Linked DNA regions of Homo sapiens: all the other regions are linked to region 3. Evidence: chromatin contacts called from ENCODE Hi-C or POLR2A ChIA-PET data. All regions are on one chromosome and are shown on one strand. Each heading gives the region's core, a stretch centred on a gene start or an enhancer-like site at or near the end of the contact. The rest is flanking DNA. Distances are from core to core; before and after follow the strand shown.

Evidence for each region. Hi-C counts contacts between places; a loop is a spot of excess contacts on that map. ChIA-PET counts read pairs that join two places held with the same protein, here RNA polymerase II (POLR2A). Pooled maps may share reads with other maps.
Region 1: a loop to region 3 is called in a map of Caco-2, with 6 times the contacts of the local background. The contact joins the promoter of KIAA0319L here to the promoter of ZMYM1 in region 3. A Hi-C loop is called at or near these places in 1 of 168 maps with a recorded cell type or tissue (Caco-2), 2 of 37 single-sample maps with no recorded cell type and 9 of 50 pooled maps. POLR2A ChIA-PET finds 5 or more read pairs at or near these places in 5 of 52 experiments (A673, AG04450, CD4-positive, alpha-beta T cell and 2 more).
Region 2: a loop to region 3 is called in a map with no recorded cell type, with 7 times the contacts of the local background. The contact joins the enhancer-like site here to the promoter of ZMYM1 in region 3. A Hi-C loop is called at or near these places in 1 of 37 single-sample maps with no recorded cell type and 6 of 50 pooled maps. POLR2A ChIA-PET finds 5 or more read pairs at or near these places in 1 of 52 experiments (CD8-positive, alpha-beta memory T cell).

What each region holds. Positions count from the first base shown.
Region 1 is chr1:35,555,207-35,559,072 of GRCh38, reverse strand. KIAA0319L (KIAA0319 like) reads left to right here and starts at 1,670. Exons shown (of 21, transcript NM_024874.5): 1 at 1,670-1,866. NCDN (neurochondrin) reads right to left here and starts at 1,274. Exons shown (of 7, transcript NM_014284.3): 1 at 850-1,274. The coding sequence starts at 882. RefSeq lists enhancers at 1-58, 1,437-1,496, 786-1,512, 1,513-2,240, 3,041-3,866 and silencers at 446-655, 1,727-1,866, 1,877-1,976.
Region 2 is chr1:35,504,712-35,508,872 of GRCh38, reverse strand. KIAA0319L (KIAA0319 like) reads left to right here. Exons shown (of 21, transcript NM_024874.5): 3 at 1,738-2,261. Among named protein-coding and RNA genes, the nearest start is that of KIAA0319L, 51 kb to the left of the region's middle. RefSeq lists an enhancer at 1,608-1,657. Within about 2 kb of position 2,237, at least 11 of the 41 ENCODE cell types and tissues checked have a DNase peak (open chromatin) inside an H3K27ac peak, as active enhancers do.
Region 3 is chr1:35,077,831-35,082,008 of GRCh38, reverse strand. ZMYM1 (zinc finger MYM-type containing 1) reads right to left here and starts at 2,624. Exons shown (of 10, transcript NM_024772.5): 1 at 2,567-2,624. RefSeq lists an enhancer at 2,199-2,717.

The DNA.
Region 1 (3,866 bases), core at 421-2,920, 480 kb before region 3:
AGAGGAGGGACGGGGGTGGGGTGGGGGTGAGAGTGGAGGATGGAGGGAGGGAGGGATTAGCACAGAGGGAGGGGAGGAGAGAATCTGGAGGGGTGGACTCCTCAGGACTGACCTCCCCCCAGAAGCCCCTTTAAGGGGCTGGATCTGCAAATCCTTAGGGATAAAGAAGGGACCCTGGTCCAAGGTCACCTCCAGAAAGCGGGAAAGAAGGACCATGCATGCTGCTGCTCAGCCGGACAGCTCTCCTCACCAGTCTCCTGGGGGTGGGCGGGAGCTGGCCCCACTGCTCAGCTGTCCCCCTGGCACCGGAGGCTGGGTTTTATCTCCCTCCACAGGGACACAGAGGGAGTGAGTGGTGAGGACAGACAGGGAGAAATGGAGACATACATGGGTGAAGTTCGATTATCCGGACTCAGGCTGACATGGGAGAAAAGGACACCCCAGGCTTCCTTTCCCCTCCCTTCTTCAGAGGCAGAGATACGCTTCAGAAGTGAGAATACAAGACGCTCAACAGGGAAGGCTTGGAGGCCCCTTTGGGGACCCCACCCCTCCAGCCAGGGCTCTCAGTCGCCCCCGCAGGCTCCTTGCCTCCTCTCCTTTCCCTCCCTCGGGTAGAGGCTGCAGCAGCAGCAGCAGCGGCGGCGGCAGCAGCAGAATTAACCCCTTGCGCTCCCTCTTCTCGCCCTCCCCGTCCCGCTACCAGCCTGTGGATGCCGGCAGGGGCTGGAGAAGCAAGAGGGGGTCCCGGATAGTTCCCAGGACAACGGAGAATCCAAAAGCCGGATAATCGAAGCAGGGCTGCTGAGATGGGGAGATGAGAAGGGGAGGAGGGTTCCTGGCGGTCACCACCTGTCCCGCCGCAGCCAGGTCACAACACGACATTGATGAAGTCACGACAGGGCGGCGATGAGATCACACTTCACGATGGCGCGGTGATGTCACGGAGAGATCACGTCAAAATCACGACATGGGAGACAGCCCCCAAAGATGACAGGGCAAATTAAAAAAAAAAAAGATATATATTGAAAAGGGCTGTGACAAAATGGAGTCTCGACAGGGCACGATGGTGTCGCGATATGGCGCGATGGAGTCGCGATAGGGTCCCCGGGGTGTGTCGGCATCGATCAGCGCCGGCTCGGAGAGGCCCCGGCTGGGATGCAGGGGAGGGCCCGAAGGGGGCTGAGCTCACCAGGCTGCGGCCCCGAGCGGCGAAGTCTTCTCCCAGCGCGATGCTCCGGGAGCCTCGGGCCGCTGCTCACGCCGCGTTGCCCACTCCTGGCTCCAGGCTGCTGCAGCTCCACCCCCACCCCCGCACCGCTCTTGACGAATCCGCGGCTGCTTCACTCCGGGCTCTGGCCAATGGCAAGTCAGGGTGCTAAGCAGTAGGGGGTGCCGCCGTTGCCGCCATCTTGCTTGTGGGTATTGCCCGAGTCTGGGGGCTGGGGCTCGAGCGAAGGAGGCAAGGTGCAGACTGCCTCTGGAGAGCGGGCGGCGAGAGGCTGGGGGCCCAGATTCCTTCGCTTGTGCGTAGTTTTACCCGCCCAGCACTGCCCCTCCTCCCCCTTGGTCTCGCGGCCGGCATTGCCCTTCCCGGGGGAGGGGCGGGAGGGCTTGGTTAGCATGGAGAGTGTGTTTCCGGGTCGGTCCCGGGGAGGTGGGAGGAGGCGGTGTTTCCGGCCGCCGTCGCTGTCCAGGGAGGCTGAGGCGAGAGGTAGCTGTCCGGGTGGGGAGCCCGCACTACCTTCTTCCTCTTCCTCCTCCTCCTCCGGGTGAGGGGAGCGAAGGTTGGGGGTCCCCGAGCCCATGGACCAGGAGGAGGCGGAGGCCGCCGAGAGCCGGGGCCCCGCTATGTGGCCCTGAGCCCCGGTAGGTGGCCGGGGGCGGCTGGCTGCCAGGCCGAGGACCATGGGCTCAGGGGAGGGGCAAGCGGGACGGGCGATGTCAGCGGCTGCGCTGGCCGGATGTTGGGTCCGGAGGTGGCGCCCCTGGCTCGGCCAGGGCAGCCAGCTGCTTCTGTCCTTGCAGGTGCGCAGCTTGGGTCCCAGGCTGAACCCCGCTTCTCTCGGGCCTGGGCCTAGTCATGCAGCTCCCTCCATCCCCTGAGAGCCAGGCAGACAGCCGGGGTTCGGGGCGCTGCCGTCCTTCTTCCACCTTCGACCTCTGCAGCCTAGTCTTTAGTTGCTGTCTCTGATGTTTGGTCTCTCCACCGAGATAGAAAGTTGGTGCAGAATGAAGAGGGGATGGGGTTGAGCACGATGTGTCCATTATAATGTGAAACCTGCCTCATCCACGATTTTGAAAATTATGCCCCACAGAGGGTCCTGTAGTGGCTGCAGTGAGCACAAAGGTGAAATGAAGGAAGTCAAAATTGATAACCTCTGGCGGGATTCCAGGAACTCTTTGGCTTCTGGTCTCATAGTGGTTGTGTCCAACTGACAGTAGTTGCAGTTAGTGAAGAGCATTAGCTGACTCTCCTTGTGCTCTCTCCTGTGATTAACAGACTGAAAACTAGGAACAAATTGGAAAGACGACCTCCCAGAACAATCTGTTCATTTTTCCAGCTATTTGGAAAACAGTGTCTGCAAATATAAGCAAAGCTATTCATGGCAGTCTGTTCTGTAACTTTCCCAAATATCTGAGACTTTTTAAAAAAGAGCTTTATTCTCGATTACTCATACCAACTGAATAGATTGTTTCAGACGTGCTCCATCGTTGTTCAAACATATCTTATCGCTGTGTACATAAATGGAGTTCCACGTATGTAGTTGACAGACTGAACTGTGATACATCCCCCATCAACCTGAAGTATTAAGTAAACATTACCCCCTGCTCTGTCTGAACAGCTGCTGCAACAGAGAGTGCTTTTATTTTGGGTGTACTTGTAACGCCCTAAATGCCAGAACTATTGTGAGCTTCTCTAGATTTTCATTTGTCAAGTATTGTGGGGGTGTGTGTTCTCTCCCTGGGTTGTTACCCTTTGATTCAGTAACAAACTATTCGGATCTTGGTGATGTGTTGTTGTTCTTGCGTTTGGTCAGCAAGCCTTTAACTGGACCCTAGCAGTGATTTGTGCCCTTAGGCAATTATAGGTTTCAGAGGAATGACTGGTTAGGAGTTCAAATGAAATTAACTCTGCCTTTCTCTTAGACGCAAGATTTATTAGACATGGCACTTCTAATCAGCTTGTTAGTCCAGTGGTGTTTATTACTCCATTTTTCAAAAGCTATTCATTTCTTTTCTGCTTCTCCCACCCACCTGTCAGGCTATTGATGACAGCTGTTGAGTCACCTTGAGTTTTAAATCCTTTTGTGGTAGGCAGAAATGTGTTGGGTAAGATTCATACACACCCATACATGCACACATGCATACTCACTCGTTCCCTCTTGGGAGGCTAGAGAAATTGCTGGATGTACTTTCTAACTTAGGCTCCATTTCATAATCTCTTGAACATGTCTCTGGCCCACACACCTCCTTTCTGCCCCCTGCTCCCTGAAATACAACTACAAAACAACTAGAAATAGGAATGGATGGAAGTGAATGAGAACGATGAAGTCCTTCAGATGCATGTGGTTCTGCAAAAGCCTTTTCTTGGGTGGGCTGCACCTTAGTTTTGCAGCTGTGTGTATGTCTGTGGCTGTTTCTTGGTATTAGTCAGTATTGGTATCCAGCCCAGGCAATGCTGATCTCCCTGTATGCTGGCCGTGGATAGGAGTTAGGGGTTGGCAGCCTGTGTCGTTTGCTGGATGTAGATGACAGGTACATAGTTGGACAGAAGTTTTTGAATTGCTTCTTCAGAACTCAGTCAACCCTCATAATGTTGCCAATATTTACGTACTAATTTAGACAATATAGCAAAGTTTTATATG
Region 2 (4,161 bases), core at 988-3,487, 430 kb before region 3:
CTTAGAAAAAAGCACAGATAATTTTCATCTGTGTTGACCTCTTAAGTATGAGAAAATAGTTATGAGAAGAATGAAGGAAAATTGATATAAAGGTAAAAATAGTAGTTACTGATAAAACAATTTGATTTCAACAAAGTCTGTTCACTCAGTTAGCTGTTACCGAGATTCTTACTATTGGTGCCTGTGTGGAAGGATAAATAAAAATGAGGGGGTATTTCTGTATCTGTTGGTAGCTTGATTTTTTTTTCGTAGTTGGTATTCTTCATCTTTTTTTTTAAGGGAGTTCTATTTTCTGTGGCCTTCTAAATTGCCTCGTCTGGTGTTAGGTTGGTGCCAGTGCTGGCTTCCATAGTGCTCCTGACTCAATACTCTAGAAGCTTGCCTTTACCTTCCTTTTATCTTTGATTAGTTTCCACATTTAGTCCGTTGGACATTTAGTAAGTATTCCGTGGGAGTCAGATTGGCTTTGGCTGATTGTCAGTTGCTTTCGTTAGAGGTCTTTTCAGTTGTGTGTACATGCAGACATGATTATCCATATCTTCAGTGTTTTGATTCTATTGCATATTTTTTCTATGTAATTCTAACATATATTTTATGTTATAAGCCCAGGGCCAGGACTAGGGTAAGGAGAGAGGTGCCCAGAACACAGAATTTAAAGAGACACTCACTATGAAGGTCCTGTGAGCCAACCCTTTGCTGGAATGACTCTGAAAGTGAGCACCTCCTTAAATTTTGTGCCTGAGGCACCTCTCTTGCCTCACCCTAGTTCTGTTTCTATATAACCCTGACAATAGCTGGTAATAGACACCTATAGAGCCAGTACCTTAAAATGAACTCACATAATCACTTCCATTTAGAACAAGTTTTGACTTCATCTAAGAAAACAGAGGTGAGATACTATTTCAGAAAAATCAATGCCATACCTGAAATAATTAAAACAGTCCAAAGTTTATCCATCAGCAACATTAGCCAGAATTTTGGATCATATTATTTAGGTTACCCATAGCATGTCACTGTTGTACTTAGGTTCCATTATTTCTTATCATGACATGACTTGTCATTAGGAAGTTCTTTCTAGCAGAATTGCTCTCGTGGTTAAAATTTTTGGTAATCTTGACTACCACTCTGGCTGATACTATGATATGCAAAACCATTTGACTTTGGCAAATGATTGGTTAAAGAATGAATGTGCCTATTAACTGCATGAGGTTCAGAGTACTCAGTCTGTGTTGCTGCCAGTTTGCTGGGGAAACTGTTCTTCTGGTCCCACAGTTCTCACATTGCTACCTGTTCTTCTGGTCCCACAGTTCTCACATTGTCCCTGAGAAATACCTTGGAGGTGAGTGGGAGGTCATCAGGTATTGGGACTCTGCCCTCTTCCTCCCAACTTGCCACTTCCCTGCATATGCTTCCACCAGAATACCTCTTTTTTTGTTTTTGTTTTTGTTTTTGTTTTCCTGTTTATGAAGTGACATTCTGTGTAAAAGGTCTCCATGGCAGGAACTCATTGAGAAGGAGAACAATTAATGAATGTGGAGCAGTATTTCTAGAACCTAAAATATCCGAAGACAAAAAACACTCTCTTTCACTTCCTTTGTTCCACTCACTAGATGGCTTTCTCACCCTCTTAAAAACTCGTCTTCAAAATAACCTCAAATGTTGGTTCTCAGGGCTCTTTATGGAGCAGTAGTCTCTGTTTTTATTTCATCTGAAAATGTTTTCATTCTTTGTTTTTAGATGCCAGTGAGAGCAGGTGCCAGCAGGGGAAGACACAATTTGGAGTTGGCCTGAGATCTGGGGGAGAAAATCACCTCTGGCTTCTTGAAGGAACCCCCTCTCTCCAGTCATGTTGGGCTGCCTGCTGCCAGGACTCTGCCTGCCATGTCTTTTGGTGGCTAGAAGGGATGTGCATTCAGGCAGACTGCAGCAGGCCCCAGAGCTGCCGGGCTTTTAGGACACACTCCTCCAATTCCATGCTGGTGTTTTTAAAAAAATTCCAAACTGCAGATGATTTGGGCTTTCTACCTGAAGATGATGTACCACATCTTCTGGGGCTAGGTTGGAACTGGGCATCTTGGAGGCAGAGCCCACCCAGAGCTGCACTCAGACCTGCTGTATCTTCCAGTGACCAGCAGAGCTTAATCAGGAAGCTTCAGAAGAGAGGTAGTCCCAGTGACGTAGTTACACCTATAGTGACACAGCATTCTAAAGTGAATGACTCCAACGAATTAGGTGGTCTGACTACCAGTGGCTCTGCAGAGGTAAGCATGCTATGAATAAGGAGCAGAGAAATGGTTAAATCTGCTCTTACATTTGGTATATATGAGCAATGAAGCTGATGCTTGCGGGCAGTGCTCATAGGCTGAGGAGTGTATATATAAAGCTGCTTGGTGTCAGCTTCTTTGGTGCTGCCCAGATGTACAAAGGGTAATTTGACCCTAGAGATGTTCATGCTATGTAGGTCTGACCATTGTTTTGGTAAATGCAGAAAGCTGCTCATTATCTAGTCTAAGCTGGTTCTTGGCTACAGGTAAGTACAGTTGTATGGCTGTTAGTATTCACCAACCATTCTGCAGTATTTTCTGCCAAATTGCAAAACAGTTGATTGATGTGGTTACAGTCAAGTTCTCCTCCATCTCTCGCCTGTAAACACATTCTTTATGAGGTAGTTTCTATTCCAGTCAGAATTAACCATGCTTGGTACTACAGATTAAGATCTGACCTGCTGGGCTGTGGAGCAGGATGTGGCCATTAGCCAAGAGGTCTCTGGAGTGAATTCTCACCAAGCTGTATATGCCAAGGGAGATACCACCAGTAGAGTTTATTCTGCTTATTATGTTTCTTCATTGTTGATCTCCTTGGGGAAATGATTAAAAGGAATGACTCACTCTCTGCTCAGTCTTCCTTGATTGCTGTGACTTATTTTTGTATTTGTTTTGTCCTAGTTGTCTCTATCAAGTTGAAGCCAGAGTGGGCTATGACATGCCAAGCGCTCTGTGTACTAATTGTTGCACTGTATCATTTTGTTTAATTTTCATAGCAATATTTCCAAGTAGGCATTATTAGCCCTGTTTACCTGGTGAGAAAACTGAGGCCCAGAGAGGTTAAACAGTTTGCCAGTGATCATGCAGCATAGCTAGAATTGGAACCCAGATTTAATATTAAGAAAAAAACTTTTTAGTGCAGTATTAGAGAACAATCCTAGATTTAATATGCCCATAAACATTTATGGCTACCTACTGTCAATGTCAGGCACTTTTCTAAGCCTTAGAGATACAAAGGTGAATAAGAATGGTTCATTCCCTCAGGGAGTTTATAATCTAGTGGAGACTGATACATGAAGATAGGTATTTACAGTGGTGTATAATTATTGCATTAACATACTTATGTACACAATGCAGTAAGAACACAAGAAGTGATTCACTTCAGCAGGCAAGTGGTGTGTATGTGCAGGTAAGACTTCTCCGAGATGTTTAACATTTCTTGAAGGATGTGTAGGATTGTACTGGGGTGGGGTTAATGGTGGTAAAAAAACATTCTGGACAGAGCCACAGTGTATGTAAAGGCTCGGTCATAGTCATTGTGTATTTACTTGCGAGGTACTATACTAAGCTGGATACTGGGAATATTACAATAAATAAGATGAATATCATTTCTGCCTTAACAAGGCTTATACTCTGGCAAGGAATATTACATTTCTAATAATTAAATTATTATAATAATTATAAGCTTGATGTGGGTAATGAGAGGGTAAATACAGAGTGCCGTGAAAGCATCCAACAGGCACCTAATACAAACTAAGGTGTCAGGTTAGGCCACTTTAAAGAAAGAAAGTTTAAGCTGATATTTGAAGTAGGAATTCGGAAAAGAAACAGGGAAAAAGAGTATTTCAGGCAGAGGAAATAACAATTTCAAAGTGTGTTAGGTGCCCTAGAATATGGCGAGCTCAAGAAATTGGGAGAGACTGGTGTTGCTGGGCAAACGGAGAAAGAGAGCTGGTGGTGAAAGAGAAGTCTTGAGAGGTATGCAGAACCTTGAGGCCTTATTAAAATACTGGTTTTTATCTGAAGATCAGTGGGAAACCATTAGGGAGTTTTAAGTAGGGAATGACATAATCAGATAGTGGCTATGTGGTGAGTAGACTGGAAAGGGCGAGAATAT
Region 3 (4,178 bases), core at 1,375-3,874:
TTCGAAAATAAATTTTGGCCAGGTGCAGTGGCTCACGCCTGTCATCCTAGCAATTTGGGAGGCAGAGATGGGTGAATTACCTGAGGTCAGGAGTTCAAGACCAGCCTAACATGGTGAAACCCGTATCTACTAAAAATACAAAAGAATTAGCTGGGCATGGTGGTGGGCACCTGTAATCCCAGCTACTCAGGAGGCTGAAACAGGAGAATCACTTGAACCTGGGTGTCAGAGGCTACAGTGAGCCGAGATTGTGCCACTGCATTCCAGCCTGGGTGACACAGTGCGACTCCGTCTCAAACAAACAAACAAAAAATCAATTTTATTTCTTTATACTAGAACAGAAAAATATAAAAATAACCATTTTCTGCAGCATCATAAATATCAAATATAGGAATAAATCTAATGAAAGCTATTAAAGAACTCTACAGTGAAAACAAAACATTGCTGAGAGAAATTAAGGAAGATCTAAATAAATGCTCATTGATGGAAAGAGTCAATATTAATTTTTCTCCTAATTAAGCTGTAGATGAAAATCCCAGCAGGGGTTTTTGTGGAATTTGTAAGGTAATTCTAATGTATATACAATGTGCATACAGAGCCTAGCATAACCAAGACAATATCAAAAAAAAAAAATGTTGGAAGGGCTTATAAAGCTACAGTAAATTAAGATAGTGTGGTATGGACACAAGCAAAAACAAAACAGAGTCTGGAAGCAGATATACTCCTATCCCTTATTTCTTCGCATTATACCACTTCTTTATACATTACACTTTGCTAAGATTTATTTTATTCGGCCGGGCACGGTGGCTCCTGTCTGCAATCCCAGCACTTTGAGAGGGTGGATCAGCTGAGGTCGGAGTTCTAGACCAGCCTGGCCAACATGGTGAAACCCTGTCTCTACTAAACAAAAATTAGCCAGGTGTGGTGTAATCCCAGCTACTTGGGAGGCTGAGGCAGGAGAATCACTTGAACTGGAGGTGGAGGTTGCAGTGAGCTGAGATCGCGCTACTGCACTCCAGTCTGGGAGACAAGAGTGAAATGCTGTCTCAAAAAAAAAAAATTATTTTATTCAACTGAGTTCTGCAAGGTCTTTTACTAGCCTGATGGGAAGGCTGGAGGCAGAAGGCTATATGTTTTTCAAACCAAACTAAAATGTCCATGGTTAATTCTGCAGGCAATGAAGAGCCATCATTTCCGAAGTGCCTTGGTACCGGGTTACACTGATGAGTAGGATGTCCCAACCAGTAAGTATATACAAGGTACTGAGAAGAAATGAAAAAAGAAGACGGTCAGTCTTCTGGGAGGTGAAATTTGAGCTGGGTTTTAAAGTGTCTACCAACCAATGATGGCGGATATTCCTGGTATAGAGACAGCATGTACAAAACCACAAATAGCCGGGCACAGTGGCTCAAGCCTGTAATCCCAGCACTTTGAGAGGCCCAAGCAGGTGGATTGCTTCGATTCAGGAGTTCGAGACCAGCCTAGGCAACATGAAGATAACCTGTCTCTACAAAAAATACAAAAATTAGCTGGGCGTAGTGGGGAGCACCTGTTGTTCCAGCTACTCTGGAACCTGAGGTGGGAGGATCGCTTAAGCTCGGAAGGCTGAGGCTGCTTGTGAGCCGTGATCGTGTCACTGCACTCAGCCTGGGCCAAAGAGCGAGACCCAGTCTCCAAAAAAAAAAAAAAAAAAAGAAGCACAAATATATGGGAACTAGAAGGAGTGGGACTGTTGTTGCAGATAAAGTACAAGTGCAAGAGTGCTAGTAGAAGGAACTGGAAAGTTTGAAAAGTAGACATGGGTCATGTCAGGAAGGTCCCTGATACCAAATACCTTAAAATTAATCTTGTAAATCAGCAGCGTTCAAACTGTGCTTTTGGGGTTCAGCAAACATTTCATTTTTTTTTTTGAGACGGGGTCTCGCTCTGGAGTGCAGTGGCACGATCTCGACTAAATGCAACCTCTGCCTCCCGGTTCAAGCGATTCTCCTGCCTCAGCCTCCTGAGTAGCTGAGATTACAGGCGCCTGCCACCAAGCCCAGCTAATTTTTGTACTTTTAGTAGAGACGGGGTTTTGCCATGTTGGCCAGGCTGGTCTCGAACTTCTGACCTCAAGAGATCCGCCCGCCTGGGCCTCCCAAAGTGTCGGGATTACAGGCTTGAGGCACCACGCCCGGCCAGGAGTCAAACTTTTGAAAAATCACTGCTCAATGAAGGAGAGATACAGGTGTGATGGGGCTTCTGAAACGGAGGCTGCGGAGCGAGACTAAAGTCTGAAGGCCCAGTTACTACACAGGAGCAGGAGGCGGCGAGAATCGCTGGAAGCGGGGAGCACTAACCCCCCCAGTCTATGAGGGCAAGGTTAAAGGAGGCGGCAAACACAATCCACGTCAGGGCCTGGCCCGGAGTTCCCGACCCCCATCTGGCGGAATCCGCACTCAAAGCTCCGTCTCTAAAACCCCGACCCGGCGCGTCATCCTCCCTCCGACCGACAGCAGAAACCCTGCCCCTTTCGAGTAAGGCGCAGGAGTAAAGACCGAAACCAGAGCCGCATGAGGAGGCTTACTAATTTCTCTCAGGGACGCCCCGCCCAACGCTTCTGAAACAATCTTCGAAGCGAAACGGCCCCGCCGACCCCGCCCCTCTCCCGTCGTGCTCTGCGGTTGAGCATGCGCAGGGCCGCTGGCTCAGGGTGGTCCCAGCTCCCTGAATTGGGAAGAGCGACTTTGGGATAGAAGAAGTGGGAGAGGGGGAGGGGAAGAGTCCTTACGGCCCGCATAGGATCTTACCCTTGAAGTCGTCGCTGGCTGGCAGCCAAAGTAGGACCCTTGACTCAGAGCTCAGGCAGGGCAGTTAGATTTCCTGGATTTGAGAGATGGCTTTACTACTTATTAGCTGTGTGCTAGTAAGCGATTTGACAACTTCTATAAATCTCCATTTCTTCGACCTTGAAATGGGGATAATTGTAGTGGCTGCATCGTAGGTTTGTAAACATTAGGCAGGCTTCTGCAGAAGCTGGACTCAAAAAAAAAAAATATGACAGGCAATGTTAGCAAAGTGCCAGTTGCAGAGTAAATTCCTAGTAAAAGGAAATTATCCTCAGAGGTAGGGAGGGAGTTCAGACTTCTTTCATTAGTACGTTAAAATTAAAATGACCCCAGGCTGGGTGTGGTGGGTCACACCTATAATTCCAGCACTTTGGGAGGCCGAGGCGGGTGGACTGCTTGAGTTCAGGAATTCAAGACCATCCTGACCAACATGGTGAAACCCCGTCTCTATTAAAAATACAGAAATTAGCCGGGCATGGAGGCGGGCGCCTGTAATCCCAGCTACTTGGGAGTCTGAGGCAGGAGAATCGCTTGAAGCCAGGAGGCAGAGGTTGCAGTGAGCTGAGATTGTACCACTGCACTTCAGCCTGAGCGACAGAGAGAGACTGCGTCTCAAAAAAAAAAAAAAAAAAAAAAAAAAAAATTAAAATAACCCCAAACTGCATGTCAAAAATAATGGCATATTTTAAATGTTTTTTGACAATACTTTCAACACCTAAAAAAGTATAGGACGAACTAACTGTGCTATTCCTAAAGGCATAAGAGGATTCTAAAATATATATATAAGGTTGAATGATGAACTTATTATAATCATATTTGACAATTACTTTTAAAGGAGATATTCTCAAAAATCTAAATTTGAGGCCCTTGTGAAGGTGAGGTCCAGACCAAAAGGGCCTCCTAATCCTTGCTGCTATGGTCCTTAAATATCCTTTGGAATTAGCCTCAAATCTAATATAAACCCTTTGGTAATTTGAAATATTATACGAGTAACTGAAGTTAATTTCTCCAACATTTATTATTACCTTCTAATATTCATAATAATCTGTTTAGACTGTTAGGATTAGAAAGGACCTTACTGAAATGATCTCTCCTCTAATGCTCCCTTCCTACCAAAGGAAAAGCTGAAGGCAAGAGGATAAAGGTAATTTGCCCCAAGTTACACAGCAACTCAGTGACTGGGATTAGATTGGAACCCAGAAATGAGTCCTGGTTCAGTGGGCATCCAAAGGCAAGTGATGTCATTGTAAATGCCCCGTGGGTTCACCTTGCCCGCTACCTAAACACAGTCCATTTATCAAGACGGGGAATTGCAATAGAGAAAGAGTAATTCACGCAGAGCCAGCTGTG